2 separate regions of the Homo sapiens genome follow, and region 1 is linked to region 2. The links are chromatin loops, found by intact Hi-C in ENCODE. Cell type or tissue: psoas muscle. All regions are shown on one strand. Links, peaks and the distances in the headings refer to the core of each region. The heading gives the core; the rest is flanking DNA. Region 1 overlaps CTNNBL1 (catenin beta like 1). Region 2 overlaps TTI1 (TELO2 interacting protein 1).

Region 1 (11,621 bases), core at 3,435-8,434, 220 kb after region 2:
AGATCAATAATCTCACAGGAAAAGGACTAAGCACCTTCCCAGAACTGGAAACAGATTCACATTTCAAAGCTCTATTTTTGGGGTGGAGGCCAAGACACTCAGGCTGCTGGCACCAAGATGGAAGCTGTATGCAAACTGACATCTCAGACTCTCCCAACACTCTTAAGATTTTATCCAAATGATCTATTTTCAGTCCTGTTTTTAGAATAACACAGCTAAAACTTGTAAGAGGAAATCTTAACAGTATTTTCAGAATGCCAGCAGAATAACATTTCAACTGGATTTACATTTCTTACAGTGAGAAAATGGCAGTTTCCAAGTTCTCACTCCAGCCTTCAGCACCACATCCTCCCCTATCCTCCCCTTGACCCCCACCCCACTGCAGTGGAACTTGTACTCCTTGAGCTTATTCAGATCCTAAATGAACATACTCCATTTTCACAGCAGATTGAAAGGAAGGTTGGTGAATAATCTTGGCAGTGGGTCAAATGAAAATAATTTGGTATGCTTGGCCCAGAACATACACACTTAAGCATGAGGCACATCTTTTTTGAGTTGACAATATCATATCAGAAGATGAAGAAAGTTCAGAACTGATACACAGTGATGTCTGGTCATAAAGAGCAAATGACTAAGAAAAGGAGGCAAACCATGTCCCTCCGTATAACCCTCAAACCTGCCAACATGCTCCATATGGCTTGCAGCACATGGCTTATTCCTTCCCACAGTTTCCAGCTCCACCTCCCATTCAAAGCAGACCATGTATCTTACAGCAGACAGGAAGCATAAGAATTACTCACGGATAACTGCTGAAGAAGCACATCGATTCCATCCAGCTCCCCAAGCAATTCCCTGTTTTCTAAAGGGGAAAAAAATAGAGGAAGAAAAAAAATGAACCTAACTGTCAGATTTTACAGCCGTCTAACACTGATACATCAGCAAACAAAATCAATACAGCTTGACAGAGTACAAAAGCAGCACAGGGAGTGAGAGGGAGAGCAAGGGGATGCCAAAGGCAAGAGAGCTTGCTGTCATGATCTGAAACAAGCCTGGCTCCTATCCTAACAGAATATCAATACTGAGAGGGCGCCTCACCATCATTGTCCTGGAGCAATATGGCCAGCACTTCACTGCAATACAGTTTGTTGGCATCAAAAGGCATCTTTGCCTATGGGGAAATAGGAGAAATGAGAAAAATGTTAAGGGGTCTTGCTTCCTTCCCCAGGACAAATTTTTCACGAGTACTATGATCTGAGTTAGAGAGAAGCAGAAGTTAGAAAAGGAAAAGGCAGTTAAGGGTAAAAACGTCTGCCTCTGCTCTCAAGAGACCAGAACCAAGTAAAGTGACAGATTGAAACAATGGCTCTCACACTCTTAATGCCCAGGTATTAAGGTTACCTCCTCGGTGAAGACTTCCAAGATTTCCCATTTTGAGTCCAGAGATTATATATGTCTAGCCCATAGTACCCAAATGTGAACTAGATGAATGAGAGTTTTGAACTTTTAAGATTAAAACTCACCATGAAGCTTAATTCACAAGTTACAATCATGAAATTAGGCTATAAATTAGTTAATATATGAGCAGAGAAGAAAGCAATTCTTGATTAACTGAATGTATTTATCACAAAGTAGTTCCTTCTGGATTTTTTTAATGCTTAAAATTTAATTTGAAATCATAAACTTATCTGCTTGCATGCCATAATCTGCCTACTACTTAAAACAGAAACCACATTAAATATGCAAAAATGTGTTAATATTTTAACACCCAAATTACTACCCACAATTCTTTCCCCGCTGCATGCTCTGCTATTTGGGAGTTTCAGAGGGGACACATCTACTGCACAGACTATCTTTCATGGCTGTCCTCAGTGTTGCTTCGGTAGTGAGACTTAAATATCTCACCATTATCACTGCCCCCTGGATAAAGGTGCATAGAGAGGAGCGAGTCTCAGTGGTGTGTTTTTATTTATGGTGCCCATGATCCTTAAAATGCAGGCATGTAAACAATGATTATTAATCAGCAGCAACCTTTGCTACCTATCTGTGTTTTTGAAATGACAAAGAATTTCTGTACTTGGAAAAGACAAGGGAAGTGTTTATCTTGGAACTAACACTTCCGTCACCTTACCGCCATTCACAGATCTGTTTAGATATTGGTTTTATACTTAAAGAGGAAGAGTTGTACCTAATCAAGCAATATTCAGTATCATTTCAGTTTTCTGTGCACGTCTTCCTCATCAAGCTAAGTGCAGCCTACAGGGTTTCAGGAGGTCAACCAAGTATGACCATCTTAGGTTAAAAGATCTATAAATGCAAGGTCTTACATGTGCTAAATGTAAGGTATGCTCCCTGGGCGAGCTTGAAGCCTTGTTTCAAGAAATTCAGCATAATAGTCAGGGCTTAAATGCAACCTGTGGTATGTTTCACTTTAAGAAAAATGGTTTCATATTAACGAAAATCAAAACATGAAGGTGAAAAGCCAAGGAGTAAGCATCTCTATCAAAATCAAGGATTTGCGAATAAAATTTCCCACTCAAATTATGTAAGTTCCAAGTACTGCTATTATATTTTAAAAGATTTAAGCCACACCAACTTATACATTAGCATTGCAAGGGCCATGGTTCTTGTTTAAAACAAGACACTTAACTGAAAGAAGCCAAAAGACAGTAGGTCACTAGAGCCATGGCCTTTCTGTGGATCTAATGCCTCTTGTCCTTTATTCAATTTTGTAAGCTCCTGTTTTCAAGTTGGGGGGAGTTTTTCTTCCTTTCAATAAATACTTATTAGGCACCTGCTATAGGGAAGACACAGAATTAAGCAAGAGAACAAACAGGGGTAACTTAGATCTGAACTCTGTCCACTGTTGTGGCATTTAAAAACCTTACACTGAATTAAAATTAATTTTGTAGAAATATCAAATTTTAAAAAAGGAAAATAAAACACAGATCTGGCATTAGACACACCTAAGGTTGACTCAAATCTGCAGTTCTCCAACTTTGCGCTGTGGCAACTGGGGTGTCATATTTAATTCACCACAGGATATGTTAAATTTTCAAGGAGAACACAGTGAAATGTGACATCTGTTGAACACTGCATTAACCAGGAGCTCAAGTTACATTTCTTCTGGTGACATCATATCTTTGTGGAGCTGCGTTTGGATAGCTGCTCTGACAAAAATAACTGTGAAAATCGATGTGAAATCAGAATGATGGTCGTAGCGTTCAATCTGATCCTAAGGTTTAAGGATTTGAGCAGTACCAAAAGGCACACATACCATTAGGAAGTAACTATGATATTTAAGAATGAAATAAAAATATTTTTTCTTTCAATTTGTGTGTATTATCTTCTCAAATGGCTAATAAATTGTAAGGACATAAATATATATTAAATGGTTTGGACATAACTACTTAATAAATGAGACTATTAGGTACTTTTTGGCATAGCGGTGCTGTAAAAACAGAATTACTGAGACACTAAGAATGCTGTAAGCTGACAATGGGAATCTATGACCCAAGAAACATTCTCAGTCTCAGTTTCCTCATCTGTAAAATGAAAATAAAAAATAGCACTTTTTTGATTAAGGGCACTGACATGAAAAAAAGAAAAAAGAAATAGAAAAAAAATCCCACTTATTTGGAGAGTTACTATGAGAATTTAAAAACATAATATGAAAGTACCTAACACACAGTAGGTACCACAAGTTTTTCTGACAACCATAACCAGAAATATCTGCATTAGAATCTGAGCTCTAACAGTTACCAGCTATGAGACTGGCCAAATTAATATCTTCCTCATGAAGTGGCTGTACTAAGGGAACTGGTGTATACATAACAGGCACCGACCAGCTGAGTTTCTTGCTACTGAGAATTCTTGGTTCCACAGGAAATCTCCACCTTTTGCTGTAAGACACTACTAAGAGTTTCCAATTTAACCAAAGTAAGTTTTTAAAAACCAGACTGATAACTTCATCATTTTTAAATTAAAATATAAGTTCTGACTGAGAAATTGGCATGAAGGAAGAATCTAATCAGGAAACCAAAATGATGAGGCCCGATAACTCCCCAACGCTGAGCTCTGCAATGCTTCAGAACCTAAAAGCAGTGCCAGCTGAGAAGCAGCTTGGCAAGAGGAGGTGGCTTCAAAGATGCCAAGGCCCAATGCTCACAGGCTCTCTCACGTGGTTCCCATGTGGTTTGGGCAACACCATTTCCTCTCTCTCTGGGATTTCTTTATCTGTAAATTGGGGATAGCTGCACCCTCTTGGCAGGGCTGTTTGTGAGGATTAGAAATAATGTATGTGGCCAGGCGCAGTGGCTCACACCTGTACTCCCAGCACTTTGGGAAGCTGAGGCGGGAGGATCACTTGACCCCAGGAGTTCAAGACCAGCCTGGGCAACATAGTGAGACCTCATCTCTACAAAAAACTACAAACATTAGCTGGGTGTGGTGGTGTGCACCTGAAGTCCCAGCTACTTGGGAGGCTGAGGTTGGAAAATCACTTGAGCCTGGGAGGTTAAGGCTGCAGTGAGTAGTGATGGCACCAACACTCTGGCCTGGCCAACAGCATGAGACCCTGCCTCAAAAAAAAAAAAAAAAAAAAAAAGAGAGAAAGAAAGAAAAAGAAGAAAAAGACAGGAAAGAAAGAAGAAGGTTCTAGAAAAACACTTTAGCATGTAGTGAGCAGTCAATACATGAAACTCATATCAGATGATGAAAACTTAGTGGTGATGATGATGATGATGACAACCAAATGTTTTAATCTGGTAGAAAAGAAATAGAAGAAATTAGGCCAGGTGGGAAGAAAGGAAAGTAATCTTTCATGTCTAGCCAAAGACAACACTTACAAAGCATATTTTATTTCTGTTTAAATCCCAGCCAGAGATTGCACAATACCAAACTGCCAAATTTCAAAGACATTTATTCAAAATCAGGAGAAAGGAGATTTTACTTAGCAGGTATAGTCTCTTGGATTTTGCAAAGTTAATCAGCGGGACTTGGAACTTGTAGGGCTCTCTTCTATCCAGGAGCCTGGCTCTCTTAAATCTTTCAGCTGTCAGAGTAATTATAGAGTCATGCATAGGTTTGTACTCAGCATGTACTAGCCTTGAATAAAATTACACTTCACCTTTTTGGGAGCTGCTGCTTTTCTGGAAAGTACAAAACAATTATGCTACCACTCACAGCCAGAAGCTGCAGGTTATATCTGTAGCTCACCTCTGCTACCTGGAACACATGGGGCAGGTTCAGACATATCTACAGCTCTGTACAATTGTCAAAGCAGATTGTGCCCTACAAAATCCCAACCTCTGGTCATAGAGGCTAAGAACTTTAGCATCAACCAGTTGTACATGTAATATAACTTAACTGAACGCTGCAACTGTTTCTGAAGCATTGATTTAACTGGGTAACAAGAGGGAATCTTATACTTGGTTTTGCTGTTATTTTCAATAGTACGTAATATCTTAATAAGCTTGTATTCCCCATTAAAAACATTAATTGTGATGCAGCATCTCTCACACTACTGTTATCTACTTACCTGTTAATCCATTTAATGCAATCATCTGCAGTGGTTTTTATCCTCATAAGAATAAATTAGTGGGGGTTGATTTGTTGGATGAAGAGATCCATGAATATCTCTATATACTGCTAGGCTACCAGTACAAAAAGGAGAAATCCAACACTAGAATGCTGTCACCAGTGTGCCACTCACTTAAGAATCACTCAAGGATTACTGAATAAATATGAGATGATCAGTCAAATCGTAAGGTTTTATCAAGCAATCTAGACATAATTACTCTAGAACCTTGGTTCTCAGACTTCAGCTTACATCAGAATCATCTTGAGGGCTTATTAAAACTCAGACTGGGCCGGGCGCAGTGGCTTACACCTGTAATCCCAGCACTTTGGGAGGCCAAGGCGGGCGGATCACAAGGTCAGGAGATCGATACCATCCTGGCTAATACGGTGAAACCCCATCTCTACTAAAAATACAAAAAATTAGCCGGATGTGGTGGCGGGCGCCTGTAGTCCTAGCTACTCAGGAGGTTGAGGCAGGAGAATGGCGTGAACCCAGGAGACGGAGCTTGCAGTGAGCCAAGATCGCCACTGCACTCCAGCCTGGGTGACAGAGTGAGACTCCGTCTCAAAAACAACAAAAACAACAACAACAGCAACAAACACAGACTACCAGGCTCCACTCCAACTTTGCAGACTCAGTGGGTCTGGGTGGACCCAAGAATTTGCCTAACAAGGCACTAGGTGATGCTGATGCTCCTGGCTGGGAACCACAGTTTGAGAACAGCTGGGAGGAGGTACAGATATGACAGAGACATGGTCCTTGTAATTATAAAATTTAGAGATATTTGGAGAAAGAAAATCAGCACACATAAGAATATTCAAGTTGGCCAGGTGATGGAGTCATCTCCACTTTACAGATGGAGAGAAGATGCTCCATGAGGGCGAGCATCACACAGTTACGGGTAGATGCTAGAACCCAGATAGGCCAACTCTTGCAAGAGAACCCATTGGAAAAAGATGAAGGTGTTGATTTTTTATAAAAGAAAGTGGGCAGTATAGGCTGGGGGCAAAGTACTATGGAAAGGGGGCATGAAGAAAATTCTGGAGGCTTGGGTCTTAATCCTAGCTCTATCTCTAACTAGCTACAGGGGTTTGGGCAAGGCACTTAATATCGATAGGTCTCAATTTTAAATTTTTTATCTACAACAGAACTTACAGATTTCCTTTCAGTTCTAAAAGTGATAGAGGCTACACAGAAGATTAGGGATTTAAGCTGTTTCACGAAGGGTGTGTAAAATTTAGAAATACGAATGGAAGAGAGGAGCCAGTCATTCCTGGTAGAGTTGGGAGTATGAACAAAGCCAGACACAGAGGTCAAGATAATTTTGACCTTTGCAGAGCAGGAGATAGGTTTAAAAAAAAAAAAAGGTATCTAAAAGGTAACAAAGGCCAATGTTTCAAAACTGGAAAATGAAAAGGTCAAACTGGGCCTGGGTAAGAGGCAGAGAAGGTGGGATCTGATGTAGAAGGCACAGCATCACTCCAGGTAAGTTTCTGAATGGGTAATAGCATAGTGAAAATGGAGTTTTAAATTAGTCTCCAGAGTAAAATGGTTAACAAGAAGGTCCACATTTCCTGAGACAAGTGGATCTTAGTGAGAGTTGTACATTAGAATCACATGTGTTTGAAACCTTTCTAAAATATACCAAAGACAGAGACTGAGACGGTAGGTCTAGGGTACAGTGTGGGAATCTGTATTTGTTCAGTTCCATTGGTGATCTTAATACAAACCCCCAGCTGAAACCCACTGCTATAACCTCTTTACAATTTAAAAGCATTATCATATTTGATTTCGCAATAACCCTGTGAGATTGGAAGGGCAGGGAGTATGATCCCCATTTTTCAAAGGAGAAAACAGGCCAGAAAAGTTAAGAGGCCGTTACCCACAATTACACAGCTAATAAGGGAAAGTCAGGATCTGGGTCCAGTACTCACTAAGAGTCACCACGATGTTGAAGAGAATGAAGATTATAACATTCCCCAGATTATGAGAAATAAGAGCAAGGCATTGCTGCGAAGGACATGCCCTCTTGCTGGCCTCACCCTTAAGCAGGACTTTATTTCATTAACTAATTAATGAAAGAATTAATTAAGCCTGGGCAGCACAGTTTTCTTCTAAAAGCACTTGCTTACCAGTAAAAAACCCAAATAGCATTTTGATGTTTAAATATCCCTAAAAGCCTGAAAACTGTTTCAGAGACAGCAACATGGCTATTTGTGCCCCGAGGATTACATCAATGCAGTGCCTATGTGGCAAGAGTCAATAGCTTGCTAAACTATCAAATGGGCCCCTTCATTATGATCATAAGGGTAACGGCATCCAAGCCAAACACTCAAAAGTCAATTTCCCTTCCTATGTTACCAATTAAAAAAAAAAAAAGACTCTGGCAGAAGACATTCTAGTTTAATGAAGATCCCTGAATCAGTATTAAGTCTCAAGTAACTTGGAAAAATCTGTCCCGACATAACAGAGACAAAAAAACTATTGAATTATTTTGTGTATTTCAAGGTTGCGTCCCTAACGTGTGGCTACTCCCCCAACAACTCAGGTCCCTGACATCTACGCCATCCCCTTAAAACTCGGTGCTCTACTTTCCTCTCCTCCACTGGTTGTTCCCAAAATGTCTCAAGGCTTTGGAGAATAAAAAATGTGTTGAATACTGAGGAAAGAAGAAACGGAGTTTAGAGAGATGTAAAGGAAATTAAATGAGAAACAAGTCTAGTTCTAAAACCAAAGGATATTTAGACTCAAGAGAGGAGGTCAAAAGGAAGTTGCAAATGACAATGCCTGAATTAACTACTTGCTGGATGCAAGACTGAAAGGCAAGAGGGATGGGGTTTGGAGGGAGTTAGAGTTTACTGACCTCTGCTAGGCAAATGTGCTCATACTGATGGTAGCAGCTGGGCTAGCTGAGCATCCTTGGGCCAATATGTTATGTAAATCAAGGTTACAGATTTAATGGGAACAAACGGCTGAATAAGTAGGATTGGAGAAGACTAGAGTGTCAGAAACGGAGAAAACCATGCAGCATATGATATCTTAGGCAGAACCTTCTCCTTTAGCCCTGCCAAGACAGTGGAGGACAAATCTGACCTGATACACCCCAGACTTTCTGGATGCTTGTGACATTCTGAAGCAGAGCAAGGCCATTACTTAGAGCATTACTTTAGTTACAAACAAGTGCCTCCTTCTCACAAAAAGTTAGGATCCTTGCCTGCCTGAGGGCCATTTCAATAGCATATAAGCAGTTCCAAACTGCCTCCCATCACACCTTTGGTCCAAACTGTTCTGAGAGGAGCTCTTGCCTCTTCTTTTTCTCATTTACTCTATTAGACAATACTAACTGTTAAAAAGACAATCACAAGGACTATGCTAAGAGAATGAACAATTCAATAGAAATATGGACAAAGAATATAAATATGAAGCTAAAAGACATGAATACAAATGGCTAATCAACAAGAAGCCAACACACTTCACTTGATGTTAAAATTACAAATTAAAATAATACCAGTTTTCACTATCAGATTAACTAGAAGCAGAGGGAAACAGATAACTCTAAATCAGTGGGGCAGCTGATTTATCAGTGGGATATGATAAATCAGTGGGAATAATTTTGCAATACTACAAAAAATGTTAAGGTGCATAGCCTTTGGCCTATCAATTCTACTTCTATGAATTTATCGTACAGATAAACTGAGACAAATGTATATTTTAAAAAGTCTGTATACAGCAGTCCCTCCCTTATCTGTGGGGGATAGGATCCAAGGCCCCCAGTGGATGCCTGAAACTACAGATAAATTCTGTATTTACTATGTTTTTTTCCTATATATGTACCTATAATAAAGTTTAATTTATAGGCCAGGCACGGTGTTTCACGCCTGTAATCCCAGCACTCTGGGAGACCAAGGCGGGTGGATCACTTGAGATCAGGAGTTCGAGACTAGCCTGGCCAACATGGTGAAACCCCGTCTCTACTAAAAATACAAAAATTAGCCAGGCGTGGTGGCGCACACCTGTAATCCCAGCTACTCGGGAAGCTGAGGCAGGAGAATCACCTTAACCCGGGAGGCAGAGGTTGCAGTGAGCCAAGATCATGCCACTGTACTCCATCCTGGGCAACAGAGTGAGTGAGACTCAGTTTCAAAAGAAAAAACAAAAAAACAAAAAAAAGTTTCTAAATTAGGCACAGTAAGAAATTAACAACAATAATAAAATAGAACTATTATAACAACATACTGTAAGAAAAGTTTTGTGAATGTGGTCTCTCTCTCAAAATACCTTTTAGTACTATATTTACCTGTTTTCAGACCATGGTTAACTGTGAGTAACTAAAACGCAGAAAGCAAAACCACAGATAAGAGGGGACTACTGTATTCACAGCCGCACTGTTTATAACACTACAAACTTACCAGTGGGAATGATGAGATTAATTTTGGTACATCAGCATAGTGGAATACTAACTAGGCAATAATTAGTTCAGTGAGAAAATCAACTTGCATAAGAAAATATTACATAATTCTGTTTGTGAAACACACACTCTCTCATATACACAGAAAATTTCTGAGAGAATGGATATAATATTGTTAACAGTGACTGCCTCTGAGAAGTGGAACTACAAGGGATCAGCAGAGGGGATCTTTTCAGTTTTATACCTTTTGTATCACATGAATTTGTATTTATAACGTTTGTATTTTCAGAGGTACTAAAGACTATTTTTAAAGCCTCTTGTTTTAAAACGAACAAAAACGGAGAAGAAAGAAGCAAGAGGTACCAGAAGCTTCCCAAACTAGATCATATGGCCCAGCATAACAGTCTATGCCAATAACCCAGCATCAATCAAGCCCAGAGCAAAGACAGGTGTGAGCTGCAGTTCCCCACAGCCAAACTCACCTTCAGCCTCTTCAACAGCCACTGTAGAAGACCCTGCTGGGCACCCTCTGTACACATCTCAGGCCGGAACTCAGCCATGTTTTCCACAATAGCTGAAGGGAGACAGACACCAGTCATTTGGGAGGACAACTTTGTTTCCATCTGCAACAAGCTTGCTTCCCATGACAGGCATGTTATTCCTCTCCCCACTTCCCTGCATTACTCCCAGCCAGATGCTGGGTTGTCATTTTCAGATTAACCAGGGAGTTGCTGTGGTTTTCTTCTTCCAGTTATGCTACAGGTAAAACTCATAACTGAAAATGATGGAACTCACAAAAGAGCTAAGTGATAGATTTTCCATGCTAATAGGGAACAACACTAGAGCGGAACACACAAAAGGGTGGGTATCTACCTAAGAAGTCCCACCCAGTCCCTAATGAGTCCCAGAAACCCATAACCAAAGAGATTGGGAGCTAGGCAAAAGCCTTAGGGAAAACTCAGGGTCTGGTGAACTCAAGAGTCGCTTCCTTTCCTGATTCATCCATTTGCAGTTCTATTTCCCTGCATCAGGTGGAAGCAAGAATATTGCAAAGCAGGCAAGCATGGTCTTTTTAATTGAACAAAATAACATGCACAGAGGGGAAAGGCCATGCTGGCAGAGGTAACTCCCAGGTACTAGGAAGCAAATATAATTGGTCCTGCTATCTCCTACAACAGCCAAAGTGTTGCTTAATAGAAAAATTAAAAATTAGGAGGAAAAAAAAGTTATTGCATGACTATGATACGAAAAAGGAGATCTCTTTTTTTTTAATCACCTAGAGTCCTTAATATCAAATGGTTTCATTTCTTTCAGCCCCCCTTCCAATCCGTATCCTGGAATATGTTACTAGCATGAAACAGATACACTTCTGTGTTCCCTAAACACAATACCCAGAACACATTGGGTGTGAATTTTGAAGGAGAAAGGGCTGAAGAAATCACCACACCTCCTGTCTTCTTTCTCACTCCTTTGCCCACATCAGCCTCCCCAGTGGCAAGTTAAAGGATGACCAGGCAGGGGAAGCACGAAGCTGTGGGAGCAGAGGAGCAAGGAAACCCTGAGAGATGAAGAGCACTACGACACCCTGAATTACTTTCTGCCATTTCCTACAAAAATCAACTCATTCGTTTTAAT
Region 2 (5,000 bases), core at 1-5,000:
AAGTGCAAAGCAAAATTGTTTGTGTGCAGGCAGGTGCACATGTGCCTTTTTCTAATAGGAACCATTCATAGGTTCTAATAGGAATCTGTGACCCGAAGAACCTTAAGAGTTGCCAGACTAATGGCTTAAAGGGCCTTTTCTGATTCTGAAACTAGATGATTCCAATTTCTAAGAGTTTGACCATGCTTATTTGAGAAAAGCTGTATCACCTCTAGGAGAAGAAGCTGTTGCTGGTTACTTTAGGACTAAGAGCTAAAACTCAGCACAACAGCATTCCCCAGACATGAGACCCCAAATCTACTCTGCCCCTCTTCTCCAAGCTTTCCTTCCAGGTGGGAGCAGCCTGCATCCTGGAACTGCCATCCCAGGGTAGGTCTGCTGCTGGGGCGAAAGCTGGGCCTGGCACTCTGTGCCGCTCTGAGCCCTGCAGCTCCTTCAGCCTCACCAGCTTCACGCCTGCAGCGGAATCCCTGCATCTTCCTAGCTTCTAGAGGCACATCTCTGATCCTCTTCAGTGGGGTGGGAGTTAGGAGTCAACTCATTCCCTGAGGAGTGGAAAGGCTGCTCTGACTGTGCAGTGAGGAGAGCCAGCTTGCTCCTTAGAAACCTTGCACTCCCTGGGAGTGATGGTAATATCTTCTTGAATTGATTTATTGTCCTTTGCTGTTTTTTGCTCTTGATTTCCCATTTCCTTTTTTCTTCCTGTCCCTTTCCCGTCACATCCCTTAGTCCCAGAATCAGTCATAGTTTCATGAGCACAGGGGCGCATCCTAAGCAGCTTCTGTCCCCAGGCATTTTTATTCCGTACAGAATCAATTTAGGGTGAAAATAGTCCTCCCTGGGCGGTGCCCCTGGAGCTGATTGTGCTGTGACTTAAAGTGCAACTCAAGAACATAATGAGTTTATCTTGAAGTAAATCCTTTTAGATGCCTATTACAACCAAGAGTTAAAGGTCTGATTTTCACATTCCCCATCCATTCTATTTTTCCTACACCCACTCCATCCCATCCTTCAAGTTTAGAACCATCAAATAAGCTAATATTCTCAATTCATTATCTTTTCATTTCTAGTTCTCTTTTTTGCTGCTGAAAGCAATTAAACCCGGAATTGGACCTTGCTGAATCTTGAGCTGGTGTTCAGGGAGCCTCAGGTGGAGGAACACGCAGCCCCACCACTTGACCGCAGCTCCCTTTGTTTGCTCCAGCACATTCCGTTCAAGTGTTGAGTCAGATGGCCTCCCTCCTGATGGGCAGGGAGGGGGAGGAAGAGCTAGGTGGATTGCTTCACACATGTCACTTGCAAACTTATCTTGAAGTTGGGAAAAAAAATCAGTCTTGATCCTTGATCAAGAGCTGATTTGGCATCTTGATGCTGAAATTAATAAGCTCTCTAAGTGGGAGAAGAAGCCTGAGACAATAGGAAACCTGGTCTCTCTGTGAGCCTCATTACCGCATGGAGAGAGGGGTGGGTGGGTGGGCCACTTAGTATGGAAAAGTCATACCTGGCAGCTGGGTGCGGTGGGTGGCTTACGCCTGTTATCCCAGCGCTTTGGGAGTCTGAGGCAGGCAGATCACGAGGTCAGGAGTTCAAGACCAGCCTGGCCAACATGATGAAACCCTGTCTCTACTAAAAATACAAAAAGTTAGCTGGGCATGGTGGCAGGAACCTGTAATTCCAGCTAATTGGGAAGCTGAGGCAGGAGCATCACTTGAACCTGGGAGGCGGATGTTGCAGTGAGCCAAGACCGCACCACTGTACTCCAGCCTAGGTGACAGAGTGCAGTCTGTCATACCTACTAGTACTGAGGAACCAAGTCCCCTGCATGAGATGGAGTCCCATCTCAGCACATGGCCCTGCCATCCATCCTGTTGTTTGTTCTTAATTCTTCTCTTTCCTTCACACCCTACATCCATGACCAAAAGTAAAGCCCGCCTACCTCACTTGGAAAATTGCTCTCAAAACGACACCTCCAAACCACTAGGCCAGGCCAGGCCACCATCATCTCCCACCAGAACAACAGACCTCACCACTGGTCCCACTTCCAGTCCTGCCCCTCTAGGTATTCTCCATACTGCAGTCAGAGTGACACACTTACACACACTTACCCTCATGGGAGAAGAGAAAGCTGTGTTCGTTGCAAGGGCCCAAGTGGGAACCTTGGCTTAGTATTCAGAAAAGCCAGAGGTAGTGAGTTTCCGACCCTAGGCAGATGACCAGCTTGCTTTGGAAGTGGCTCTCCTGTCTGCCAGAGGGCTGGTGAGGGAAGCTCTCAGGGCAGGAGGCTGCTCCCAGGCCTCCTGTCTTCTGGAAGGAGAGGGATGTGCACCAGCCCTGTAGAACAGCCATGTCTGTGGGCCCCTCTGGCAGGTGGGCTTAGGACCTCCAAGGGGCGCCTTCATCGAGTTGGGGTGGAGGCAGACTTAGCAGCCCCATGAGAGTTCATCTTTATGTGCATCATGCTTGGGTTTTTCCTTGCTCCCATTTGCTTTTCCTGGCTCCAAAGAATGACCAAACCAGTGTTTGCTTTTTTAATTTGCCATATTAAATATAGCCTTTGTGGCAGGCTTTTACATCCAGGCAGTAAACTCTAGAAATGGACATTGATCAGGGGGTGGTTGATGTAACCGAGGTTGTAAATGCTAAGAACGGAGATGCCATTCCAGTTTAATGCTTTTATCTAGCAAATGTGCCTTGTATGGAGGGGGCATAAATCTTCCAACTGGGGGAGGCATGGGGGAGGGGCAGGGGATGGTGGGGGCAGGATGTGACCTTGCTGTGTGTTACCACCAGGTGTCACTGTTAACTGGCAATGCAAAAAAAAAAAAAAAAAGCCAGCTCCCCCAAAGTCCCTCTAGTTAAGTAACTTCAATGGATAACAAATGTGCAAATCATATTTGTGGTGTGGGAGGAGGGCTTAGCATACCAGGAGCTAAAAATAAGACAGTGTCCCTGAGGGTAGGCGTTGGATTACAGACAACAGGTCAGATCAGCCACACCCCCATCTCAGCCAACTGCAGTGGCAAACTTTGCTGATTGAAATTCTCAGTCTCCAGGATGTCTCCCGGCATGCCCTGGGCCTTCACAGTTCTGTGCCTTTCTGTCCAGGTAGCTTTTGCCTCCTGTACGTGAAAGGAATTTGAAAAGAGAGCATACACCCCAAATTTCTGTTTGTCCTTCAAGTCCATACATGTACTTAGCCTAGTTGAACTCCATTAAAACCATACTCCTTGGGCCAATCTCTTAGCAGACTCTGAGACTCCCTGGCTTTTGCAGTGAGGTTTTATATCATCCAATGAGCCTTTTACCCTGGGCTAAAAGGAAACAAAACTAGACAATACTTTTCAAATTTTTGAAAAGATGAAGTCAGGCCGTGTGCTGTGGCTCACGCTTGTAATCCCAGCACTTTGGGAAGCTGAGGTGGGAGAATCACCTGGGCTCAGGAGCTCCAGGCCAGCCTGGGCAACATAGCGAAACCCTGTCTCTACTGAACATATAAAAATTAGCCAGGCGTGGTGGTGTGCACCTGTTGTCCCAGCTACTTGGGAAGCTGAGGCAGGAGGATCACCTGAGCCTTGGAAGGTTAAGGCCATAGTGAGCCGTGATCACACCACTGCACTCCAGCCTGGGCAACAGAGTGAGACCCTGTTTCAAAAAAAAAAGAAGAAGATGAAGTCAGTGCCCAACAAGTCTCATAATAGAAAAATAAAGCTTTTAGGATGCTTGGCCTCCACCCCCAGTCCTACTCCCACCTGCTAACCCCAGAGCCCAGATAGGGATGCAGGGTGCCAGCAGGTGGTGACCAGCTGGTGTACCTTCTGGCCACGCAAGTCCTGGATGCTGTTATTGCTGTAGCCCCTGATGGGGCGCTGGGGAGGTTGCCATTCCAGCTCCCTCTGCCTCGCCATTGTGTGTGAGAGAAAAAGTAGCAGTCTTGCTTTGGACAAACCGAGGTTCAGATCTTACTGGCCATGTGACCTTGAGCAAATGATTTAGCTTCATTTCATTTTCTTCCTCTGTAAACTGGGGGTGATGAAAACTCCATTCTCATAGGGTGCTTGTGGATGAATCACGTTAGTATGTCCAAGGAGTCTCCAGGTACTGTTCTAGGGACTGGAATTAGAGGGAACAAGATAGGGGCCTCTACCCTCTGCTTATGTTCTGAAGGTATATTTACATCTGTGTACACACCTATGTGGGGTACATGTATGTAAATTTCCCAAATATGTTATACATGATGTGTATGTTACTCATACACATAGACACTGGCCACAGAATTTCTAGTTGTAAGCCTGCTTCATCCTTACTAAAATCTGAACTGGGGATTTCACCTCAAAAGGATCTTTTTCATGTTAATTGTGCCACCACTGTTTGCAGAAGTCAGGACCGGGTTTGAAGGTTCATTTACAGACTGACTTCCCTGCTCTCTTTCTAGCAGTAGGATCCCATCCCATCAAAGAACCAGCTGGTGCCTTCAAACCCTGGACGAACACAGACCGGCACAGGCTCATTCATTTCATCCCTGTCAGAGCCCCAACTCCTCTCTTTACCCACACATGAGCCTATTATATTTGAACGGATGAGGAGCCACAGAGGTGATCCATTAGTTCAGCTGAGCTTGAAATTAGTAGCTCATCCCCTTAAATGGTGTGGGCAGTTTGGCTGAGCTTGGACTGCAAAGCTGTTCCCCCTTGGATTGCACCCAGCATGGAAATGAGGACACACCTAATATTTTTTCCTTTTGACACTTGATTAATAGTTGACAAATCCAAACCCAAGTAGTTAGCTTTCCTATTATCCATCTTTTGACAGGCATTGCTGGTTTTCTTTTTGAGTCCCATTGTTCTAAAAATACACTCAGATCTGGAGCTGTTCACTGTGCATATATAGGCCTGATTTCATGGTGTCAAAGATAAGAGACATCTGGCAGGCAGATTACAAACAAAGTGGGTTGCTGGGTTTCAGAACTGAAGGCAGGGACCTCTGGGCTACTTAAATCTACT

Evidence for each region. Hi-C counts contacts between places; a loop is a spot of excess contacts. Peaks named below come from ENCODE experiments on the same cell type or tissue, not always from the same donor. Only the 100,000 strongest peaks of a DNase experiment are listed, where the experiment ranks them.
Region 1: it touches region 2 in a loop (2.4-fold over the local background); 6 of 110 quality-filtered maps call a loop at or near these places.

Annotation. Positions count from the first base shown.
Region 1 is chr20:37,766,892-37,778,512 of GRCh38, reverse strand. It overlaps CTNNBL1 (catenin beta like 1), which reads right to left. Exons shown (of 16, transcript NM_030877.5): 7 at 10,469-10,560; 8 at 1,096-1,168; 9 at 801-859. Among named protein-coding and RNA genes, the nearest start is that of CTNNBL1, 79 kb to the right of the region's middle. In psoas muscle, for the core only: no CTCF peak of the experiment used is centred there; no DNase peak of the experiment used is centred there.
Region 2 is chr20:37,990,943-37,995,942 of GRCh38, reverse strand. All of the region lies in intron 7 of TTI1 (TELO2 interacting protein 1), which reads left to right. Among named protein-coding and RNA genes, the nearest start is that of TTI1, 40 kb to the left of the region's middle. In psoas muscle, for the core only: a CTCF peak has its summit at 2,817 (motif pointing right); DNase peaks (open chromatin) are centred at 1,202 and 3,012; H3K27ac peaks cover 4,880 bases.